Linked DNA regions of Homo sapiens: region 1 is linked to region 2. A link is a loop called in an ENCODE intact Hi-C map of the cell type or tissue named here. Cell type or tissue: endothelial cell of umbilical vein. All regions are shown on one strand. Each heading gives the region's core, and the rest is flanking DNA. Links, peaks and the distances in the headings are about the cores only. Region 1 overlaps SESN1 (sestrin 1). Region 2 has its middle 12 kb from the start of ARMC2.

Evidence for each region. A loop is a pair of places that touch in the nucleus more often than their neighbours do. Peaks named below come from ENCODE experiments on the same cell type or tissue, not always from the same donor. Only the 100,000 strongest peaks of a DNase experiment are listed, where the experiment ranks them.
Region 1: a loop joins it to region 2, with 2.4 times the contacts of the local background. A loop is called at or near these places in 2 of 110 quality-filtered maps.

Annotation. Positions count from the first base shown.
Region 1 is chr6:108,983,014-108,988,402 of GRCh38, forward strand. SESN1 (sestrin 1) reads right to left here. Exons shown (of 10, transcript NM_014454.3): 10 at 1,296-4,617. The coding sequence ends at 4,531. It also overlaps a transcript of ARMC2 not described here. Among named protein-coding and RNA genes, the nearest start is that of ARMC2-AS1, 62 kb to the left of the region's middle. In endothelial cell of umbilical vein, for the core only: no CTCF peak of the experiment used is centred there; a DNase peak (open chromatin) is centred at 2,608.
Region 2 is chr6:108,833,234-108,838,622 of GRCh38, forward strand. No RefSeq gene overlaps it. Among named protein-coding and RNA genes, the nearest start is that of ARMC2, 12 kb to the right of the region's middle. In endothelial cell of umbilical vein, for the core only: a CTCF peak has its summit at 2,204 (motif pointing left); a DNase peak (open chromatin) is centred at 2,188; H3K27me3 peaks cover 639 bases.

The DNA of each region.
Region 1 (5,389 bases), core at 308-5,307, 150 kb after region 2:
TTCCTATGTTGGCCAGGATGGTCTCGATCTCCTGACCTCATGATCTGCCTGCCTCGGCCTCCCAAACTGCTGGGATTACAGGCATGAGCCACCACTCCCAGCCCCATTTTTTAGTTATTTGGTTTTTTGAGTTGTAGGAATTCTTCATATATTCTGGATATTAACCTCTTATCAAATATATGATTTGTAAATATTTTCTCCTATCCCATAGGTTGCCTTTTCACTCTGTTGATTATGTCCTTTGATGCACAGACATTTTTAAGTCTGATGTAATTCCAATGGTCTTTTTTTCTTTTGTTGCCCATAATTTCTGTGTCATATCTAAGAAATCATTGCCAAATCCAATGTTGTGAAACTTTCCCCGTGTTTTCATCTAGTTTTACAGTTGTCAGTCTTACATTTAGGTCTTTGAGTTTTTTAATATATAAGGGTCCAACTTCATTCTTTTGCATGTGCATATCTAGTTTTCCTAGCACCATTTGTTAAAGAGACTGTCCTGTCCTTATTGAGTGGTCTTGGTACCTTTGCTAAAGATGATTTGGCCATATATGTGAGAATTTATTTCTGGACCCTATTCCATTGGCCTGTATGTTTGACTTTGTGCCAGTTCCACATTATTTTGATTACTGTTGCTTTGCAATATGTTTTGAAATCAGGGAGTGTGAGACCTCCAACTTTGTTCTTTTTCAAGATTGTTTTGGCTATTCAGGGTCCATTGAAGATTCTAGATGAATTTTGGCATGGAATTCTCTACTTCCGTGAAAAATGCCATTGGGATTTTGATAGAGATTGCATTGAATCTACAGGTCACTCTGGGTGACCATGAGATGTCTTTCCATTTATTTGTGTCTTTAATTTCTTAGTAATGCTTTACAGCAGGGGTCCCCAACCCATGGGCCATGGACCAGTCCTAGTCTGTGGCCTGTTAGGAACTGGCTGCACAGCAGGAGGTGAGTTGTGGGCAAGCAAGCATTACTGCCTGAGCTCTGCCTCCTGTCTGATCAGCTGCAGCACTGGATTTTCATAGGAGCTTGACCCTATTGTGAACTGTGCATGTGAGGGATGTGGGTTGTGCACTCCTTGTAAGAATCTAATACCTGATGATCTGAGGTGGAACAGTTTTATCCTGAAACCATCCCCCACTGCACCGTCCACCCTGGGTCCATGGAAAAACTGTCTTCCATGAAACCAGTCCCTGGTGCCAAAAAGGTTGGGGACTGCTGCTTTAGTTTTCAATGTGTAAGTCTTTTGTCTTAGTCTGTTCAGGCTACTGTAACAAAATACCTTAGACTGGGTAATTTATAGATAACAGAAATTTATTGCTCACAGTTTTGGAGGCTGGGAAGTCCGATATCAAGGATTTAGTGCCTAGTGAGTGTTTTCTTCCTCACAGATGGCACACTCTAGCTGTGTCCTTTCATGGTAGAAGGGGAGCTCCCCAGACCTCTATTAAAGGGCACTAATCCCATTCATGAGAGCAGAGCCCTCTTGATCTTATCACCTCCCAAAGGCCTACTTTTTTAATATCACCACATTGAGGATTACATTTCAGCATACAACATACATCAACATACAAATGTAGGGGAAGACACAAACATTCAGCCATCACATATCCCCTTGGTTAGGTTTATTCCTAAGTATTTTATTCTTTTTGATCCTATTGTAAATGGAATTGTTAAATTTTTTTGGATCATTCATTGTTAGTGTATAGAAATACAACTGATTTTTGTGTGCTGACTTTGTATCCTACAACTTTGCTGAATTTATGCTTCCTCTTGATCACACCATCCTCTGCTGGGGAAGAGCTAGGGTGAGCAAAATCCACAAACTTTCCTAGCCTTTTGGTGCGGCCTTTTCCTGGCTTTGCATTTGCCTAAATGCTGCAGTTTCCCAATTGGTTTCTAGAGTTCTCACAAAGATATTCTGGCCCATATATTGTTAACTCAGCGTCTCTGGGAGAATGAGGACGTGGAGTTCCCAAGTCCATCATCTTGCTGACATTACTCCCATCTACCAGTGTTAGCAAAAAACTAGTATGATGATTCATATATGATATTCACATATACAAATATGCTAGTAACATTTCTGATTCATGTATGATATTCACATATATGAATATGCTAATAAAATTTCAGAGTATATTGATAAAAAGTGCTTATCCAACAAGTTTTACTTATCTACTTATCTCCTGGTGGTCTGTATCAAAATCAATCTCATTCTTAGAGATGATAAAGTTTGGCCTAATAAAAAATTTTCCCAAATACGGCCAAAACAACTCAAGATTTTAACTCTTGAATCCTGGGACCCTCAACCAGAAATCTTCTCATGATTATTTTAGAAGAAAATTTTCCTCTGGTTGGGGAAGGTTTTGATATCCCCAGTGTAATGTACCTTCCCTAATTATTTTGGAAACTACTGGTTTCAAAGATTATATAGTAACATTAGAAATCCTGTGTGTTTAGTTTTGAGAAAACACTCCAACAGGAAGCACCTGCTAAATGGAAGGCATTGAAACATTAACTTTGTATCACATGCACTTTTATTACTTTAGGTATAAACATATTTTTTAACTCATTAAAATTTTGATTTCAATTTCTAAGTGATTATAAGTTCCAGTGGACTAAATGCATTCTAGTTGATCTTGTTTTGTGATCACTCTACTGCTGATTAGAATCTCTACTAGAAATTTTGTATTTTCAAGAGGAGGAACAAAGAGCAGAAATGGGATAAGTAAAATTTTAACTATCTTCTTGGGTTCAATTGTATTGCTCTGGTGAGAGAACTCAGCAGCAGGCAGAAGAGGACAAAGGCATGATGCATATTCAATGAGTAATGCACTTATAAGTAAGTTTCTTTAAATATAAAACATATTGAAGATAATAATACTCTATTCCTAGCTAAGGTTATAGTCTTGTCTTCTCATGAGAGTAAATATCCTTGAGGACAGGTACCACCTCTGTTCAAAATTGATCCTTCCCAACCCCTACTTCCACACTACCCCATACATTTGTAGGCAGGCACTAGATTGAGCTCAATAAATGTTTTGAGGAGTAACTAACAGAGTTATCATCACAACAGCTTCAGTTAAACTTAGAGCTATTTCTACTTGTCTGATGAGTGTCATTTTTTGTTCTGTAGTCTCTCCCTAATGAATCCTTCTTTTTAGTAATTCTTAAAATTCTATTGGAACTCTAAAACAGTTGAAAAGAGAGCAGGCATAGGGCCATACCAGTCATTTCCAAGATAAAAATGGTCTCAGATAAGATTCTAAAGAAAGTCCACTCCTCTTTGTATGTTTCAAAATGGCTTCAAGTGTTGTTTTGCCATTTAAGTGTGAATGTACTTGGCTTATGAAAGTAGATAGAAACTCAAAATTATTACTAATAGTGAAGTCATGATTTTTTAAGAGATTGAGACAGCAAATAAAATTGGAGAAAAATTCTTCTTTATTTAAAAATACCAGTAATACTGACAGACTTCAAAAGCAATTCACGCTTCCAGAATACAAAGTACTTAATACATATTTTCAAACCTGTTTGCATTTCAAACAAAGTTAGCGTTTTTGTAAATCAAATTTGATAACCCGACTAAAAATATTTTCCAGCTTTATTATTTAAGGAGCTGCACAGCCTTTAAAGTGGGGACCAGGAGGCAGGCAGAGGCAGAGAGACTGAATGCACCCAGGACTGCGCAGCAGTCTACAGCAACATGTCCCACAACTTTGGTGCTGGAAACACAAGTAATGCACAAGACAGCTGCCCTCCAGTGTCAGGATCCTGTGAAACAGCATATCAAAAGATCGCCAGCTTCTTATAATTTACACACTTTCATTTAGGATTGCTTTTTGAAGAAAATCTTTAAGAATGCCATTTTAATTTAATATCCAGAACCCTGAATTTAAAAAACTAATGAAAGAAATTAACTGTTACCATCAAAATGGTTGTTGCTGAGCTGTGTGAGTAGGAATTCTATGCTTTTTTAGATGCAAGAAAATTAACACATAATGCAAGTTTAATTTGAAATCACACAAGTTATGTATGTAGGCTCAGATAGTAGCAATGTTCACTTTTATTACTAATAGCTTAACTGAAACAGCCATCTATTCATTCCTCCAGCAGGAATAGCAGCACCAAGATCTTCTAAAATTCTTTACATATAAAGCTTAAGTCATTATCCAAGTCCCATTCTTTGCATGCTCCAATTCTTGTTATCTTATTTAACATAAAAGCAACAGGATTTGGAGAGTTACTATTTGCTGTATTAAAACAGTTACACAGCATCTTGTACTGTCAAAAAGCAAAATACTGTGAATGGCAGCCTGTCTTCACAGCTCTAAACTTGAAGCTGCCAAACAGTCACTGCTTGTGCCAGCAGTGGTTTTCCACAGAAAAATAGCAGAAACTAAAGGAATCATGGCACAATGGATTTCTGAATTATTTTGTCTACCATTGGTCCTGGGGCTTAGTACCTTCCCCCTTGTAGACTATATCTGCTGATCATTCCAGAATCATCTTTAATGAAGGAAAGGCATCAGGTCATATAGCGGGTAATGGCTCTCAGAGCATAAAGGAGTTCTGCTTGCATCCTAGCTTCTATAAGAAGCAGATTAACATGAACCTGAATATAAAATACAACATCATATAAGGAAGGGTTACAAGCATTCACAATCAGTTTTTCAGTGAATCTAATGAACACATAAAATAAGTACACTTCCTACACTTCCTATGTAGTACAGCATAACTTAGCCTTGGGTTTGTTGAACAGATTATAAATTTCTCAAAACAGCAGCTATCTTTTTTTTTTTTTTTTGATGCACACTTTCACTCTTTCCCAGGCTCGGGTGCAGTGGCACGATCTTGGCTCACTACAACCTCCACCTCCTGGGTTCAAGCGATTCTCATGCCTCAGCTTCCCATGTAGCTGGGAATACAGGTGCATGCCACTATGTCCAACTAATTTTTTGGTATTTTTAGTATCACCATGTTGGACAGTCTGGTCTTGAACTCCTGATCTTAAGTGATCAGCCTGCCTTGGCCTCCCCAAGTGCTGGGATTACAGGTGTGAGCCACCATACCTGGCCTAATATTCTTTTTGGATAGATTGAGCTTTCATTTATATTTTATCATGTTTCTTGGAGGTTTGTTACATGTCAGAAAATCTAGACACTGTTTTATCAGAATAGCAACTTCCCCTGCCAAATCATTATTCAGTAATTTCTATAAAGATGTTTCAAAGAGAACAGACACTTCTACCTATACACAGCTTTTATAAAACAGTCTTCTATGTGCTGACAGCCATGCCAGCACTTCTGAAGACGGGCCAGCCCACCTGTGTTCCCTGTCTTTATTCTTTTACTCTATCAACATAATCAGGTTCCCTTCTGAAGGGG
Region 2 (5,389 bases), core at 94-5,093:
CCGCAGTGTAGCATTCACAGACGATAAAGTATGAAGATGCCGCAGAAGTTATACCCCGACGCCAAAGTCGGCTTCCTTTCTGCCACTGTCTTCCTTGTGATGCCCACTCACCAAGCTTTCCCTGGAAGTCTGCCCAGGCTCTCCCTTGAGACTTGCCACTGAATGGCTTGACCCCTGAGGGTTCCTCCCTACCCCGGCCTAATGGGTAGGTATATAACTTAATACAGTGTGGAAGTAATCATAGACCAGTCCAACCAAGCCAAGCAAAGCATAAATGTAAACGTTTTTAAAAACAAAATGCTACAGAGTGATATAATGGGCTACGGGGTGGGTGGGGGGTGCTGAGGGATCGCGCCTGTAATCCCAGCACTTTCGGAGGCCGAGGCGGGTGGATCACGAGGTCAGGAGATCGAGACCATCCTGGCTAACACGGTGAAACCGTCTCTACTAAAAATACAAAAAATTAGCCGGGCGTGGTGGTGGGCGCCTGTAGTCCCAGCTACTCGGGAGGCTGAGGCAGGAGAATGGCGTGAACCCGGGAGGCGGAACTTGCAGTGAGCCGAGATCGCGCCACTGCACTCCAGCCTGGGCGACTGAGCGAGACTCTGTCTCAAAAAATAAAATAATTAAAAAAAATGATATATTGGGTAGAACGTACACTACTCAGGTGACGTGATGGGTGCGCCAAAATCTCAGACTTCACCACTATACAATTCATCCATGTAACCAAAAACCACTTGTACTCTAAAAACTACTGAAATAAAAAAAAATTTTAAAACATGAAATGCTATGTATGCTTAACTTTGTATCCTCTTACATATAACCAAAAGGTAATGTACCTACCCTGCAATTAATTTAACATTTTTATCAAACAAAAAATATTATGGCAACTATGAATGATACTTTAAATAACAGAAGGAAAAACTGCACTTAAAATTCTGCTTCTCCCCCTGCCTCAACAGAACTATTTGTGCCTCTGAACATTGTGTCATTTGTATATCTCAATGCCTCTACTTTACCCTTATATGCATTAAATGGTTACAGTATATTTTACCTAACCACTACCACCCTCACTAGATGGTTAAGAGGCTTCTGGCTTGCAAATGCTCTTATATTAATTTTGTATTAAACAGGTGTAAAAGATTATTCTTCTTTTGGATAATGCAAATCACTAAATCATATAAATATTTCTAATGGCTTTGCATTGCTATTGGCAATGTAGGTGTGGACGAGTTCCACTACACCATCACCAGCAATGGGTATTTTCTAATATTTAATAGAAGCAAAATGGAAACTTACGCTGTTTTATTCTGTAGATTTTAATGTTATTGATGGTTTCTTGTGATTGTAAAGATGCCCTCATTCAGCATTGTCATAGAATCTTCAAAGACACTGAGTGAGCACCAGGCTCATGGGTTGTAACTGTGATAAAGATGTGAACATTATCAAGAACGTTTCAGAAAGTGCCATGTGGTTTCTTCAGGAGCTGGTTTTAGGCAGAATTAATCCTTTTAGAGGGTTATTATATTGGATTGTCCTAGTTATGTCAAAAGATGGCCTGGGGGAGGGGATTTCTTCATTTGTCTGAGCATTGCTGAACATTTACTTTCAAATTTTCTGCTTAGTGCATAATGAAGAATGTTCACCAAATTTGTGGCAGTAAATGTAAACTGTATTCTTGACATTTGAAAAATCTGACATAGATTAATATTACAGAACTATAGCAGTTCTCTGTGACATCCCTTCCCAAAAATAGAATTGCTATTTTTTAGATAAATTATTCCTCCTTTTCCCTATTATTTTATCTGCCACAAATATAAGCAGTGACTTTAAAACAAATAGCGATTGAAAGAAATTTACATTTTGGCAAACATAACTTAATTTTGAATGCTAGGATAGGCTTTCTCACAGAAAGCCAGGGTCCTGAAAAACAGAATGTTCTTTTCTGAACTGCATTTTGAAAAGGGAAATTAATCGTAATTTTTGCTTTTCCAGGCCGTGCCATCCCCGGGGAGGACAAGAAAAAAGTAACAAAAATAATTTTTGGCTTCAAGCACCCAACAATGGAAATGCTGAAACCCATGTCCTTTAAGTCCTTTTCTTCTCCTAGCAGAGGGCCCTCTGCCTACATGGGGCACCGTGGTGGCCATTTAATGTACTCCTGCTTGGTACCCACCTCTGCTCTGCCCCCTGGTGGCCACAGACACCATTGCTGCTGCCTCAGCACAGTTTGACCTTGTTGCTGCCAAGAGCCACCTCTCCTCTCATCACTGTCCCCACTCTCCTGCCATGCCTCAGGTGGCTGCTGGCAGAAGAGCAGTGGGCTTTGTTTCTTCAGAACATCACAGCAACCACTGTCTTATCAGCTCACACCCTCAGGATCTTACTGCCCCTTTTCCCAAAAATCTCCACTCCGGCAACCCTGGCCCTGCATCATTGAAGGACATTTAAGTGATATAACATATTGTTGCCTCAAAAAAGTTTTTTCCCTCTTCAACAGCTGGGACAACTGGATAACCACATGCAAGAGAATGATGTTTGGCCACTAACCACACCATACATACAAATTAACTCAAAATGAATCAAAGACTTAAATGTAAGAGCTAAAACTTAGAACAAACAGGAGAAAATCTTCACAACCATGGATTTGGCAATGGATTCTTAGATAAGATGCCAAAAGCACAAGCAACACATGGAAAAAAAGAGATACATTAGACTTCATCAAAATTAAAAACTCTTTTGTGCATCTAAGGACACTATCAAGAAAATAAAAAGAAAAACTACAGAATGGGAGAAAACATTTACAAACCATATACGAAAGGATCTAATATCCAGAATATTTAAGAAGTCTATGACTCCCCAACAAAAAGACAACCCAATTTAAAAATGGCCAAAGGACTCGAATTGATATTTTTCCAAGAAGATACGCAAATGACCAACACACACTTGAAAAGATGCCCAGAGCTGGACATGGTGGTATGTTCCTGTGGTCCCAGTTACTCAGGAGCTGAGGCAGGAGGATCACTTGAGCCTAGGAGTTCAAGCCTGGAGTAAACTATGATCTCACCACTACATTCCAGCCTGAGCAACACACGGAGACCTGGTCTCAAAAAAAAAAAAAAAAAAAAAAAGATACTCAATATTAATAGTCACTAGTGAAATGCAAACTGAAACCACCTTGAAATACTTAACACTCACTAGAAGGACTAGGACTATAATTAAAAACACAGACAATAGCAAGTATTAGCTAGAATGGGTAGAAATTGGAATCTTCATACACTGCTGATGGGAATGTAAAATGGTGCAGCAACTGTGGAAGACAGTTTGATGGTTCCTCAGAATTTTAAACAGAATTACTATATGACCCAGTAACTCTTGGATGGAATAAAAACTTTGTCTACACAAAAACCTGTACACAAATAGCAGCACTATTCATAATAGCTAAAAGGTGAAACAATCTGAATGCTCCATCAGCTGATGAATGGATAAACAAAATGTGGTATATCTGTGGAAAAGAGCATTACTCAGCCCTAAAAAGACAAAGGGAGTACTGATACATGCTGTAACATGGATAAGCCTTGAAAACATTATACCTAATAAAAGAAGCCAGACCCGAAAGGCCATGTATTATATGATTCCATTTATACAGAATGTTCAGAATAGGTAAATCCAGGCAGACAGAAAGCAGGTTAATGCTTGCCAGGGGCTGAGGGGAAGGAGAAATTGGAAATGGCTGCTTAATGAGTCCTTTAGGGGTGATGAAAGTGTTTCGGAACTAAATAGGGATAGTGGTTTTACAGCATTGTGAATGTACAAAATGCCACAGAACTGTGTACTTTAAAATGGTTAATTTTATGTTATGTTAATTCCATCTTAATAAAGAGATGAAAAGTTTACAATTTGTTAAAAGGTCTCCTCCAACACTGATGCGTATTCCCCAGAACAGAAACCTTCTGTGTCAGGTCTCCCGAGGCCGGAACATCAGTCCTGGGGCCGTCTATCATTTTCTTTCAGAAATCTCACTGGGGCCTCACGTAAATGGAACTGGGAAGGGGCAGGAAAAAAATGTCCCTTGGGCCACCGAGGTCTTACTATATAATGAAATAAATGATTCCCAAATATGCCAAAACTGGAGAGCTTATGTAACCAAGAAAACCCGTAAGGATGAATGAGCAGAACAGCAAGTCAGTGGTTTGGGGTTGGTTACATTTGTGGTTAAGGAAGGGCAGGGAGAGGGGAGGAGAGGACTGGGGGAGGGGAGAAAGAAAGAAGAAACAGAGAAACAGAAAAAGGAGACAGGAAGGCAGACAGGAAGGCAGGAAGGAACAAGGAAAAGAGAGAGAAAAGGAGGAGCCAAAAGAAGAGAACTCAAGATCCCTTTTCTAACTTTGAGACCCTGACAACTTTGCCTGTGGCATCTGTCCTGCTGTGAAGGATGACTCCAAATTCAGTTTCATTTCCCCACAATGCAAGTGCATCTAAGTCCCAATTCTGTGGTTAAAGCTTGAAAAAAACGCAGAAACCCACATGTTGCATTTTATTACAGCATTAATGCCAGTAGAAGATAATGAGTAATGCTAGCACCTTTTCTCTCTACAACCTGGGCTAGGAGTGTGACCAGCCCCAGAGAGGAGAGGAGCCTTTTACCTCTGTACTTACACAAAGGCTGCCCTCTTTGGTGTTGAGGGTGGGCTGTGTCCTCCCCATGCCAGGGTATCACTCCCTGGCAAGGCTTTCTTGGCTAAACTGATTTCCCCACCCCTCTGCTTCCTTCCTGCACCCCTTGTCTTCACTTTCTTCTCTCAAATATCTCTCGGTACCACATAGATCCACTTATTTCACAGACCCAGAAACTGGGGCCACGAGCTCCCACGATTTCTCCCCCCATCACAAGTGGTTAGGAGCAGCAGCCGTGTGAGCACTGGTGTGAGCGGACGTGTGAGACTTCACCAGACTGCGGGTCCTTAGCCGGGAGCTCCTTCCCAATCGTTCACACCGGGCCTTGCTGCCTTTACATCTGGGAGGCTGGTGACCCCTACAGGTGCCTGCAAAAGGAAGGAGTTTCTTGGTGCCAGAGGAAGAAATGGAGAGACTAGAAGTGAGAGTGCTAGCAGAGGTCTGTCGCTTGGCCAGGCCTGAGTGAGGGAGGTGTGCGAGGGAGGCTGAGGGCGCTCTGTTTGTGACCGGCCCTGTGAGAGTCTGGGCGGACGCGGTGCGGCTGTGCCCAGAGACAAGGGAGGCTTGGATCCAGAGAGCCCACCCCGCCACTCCCACCTCAGAGTGCCCTAGGGGAAGGACAGCAGAGCCACGCCCTCCTCAAGAAAAGGCACTTGCAGCTGCGGTAGTGAGGGGCCCTTGAGAAGGCGGGAATGGGAGGGAGAAGCGGGCT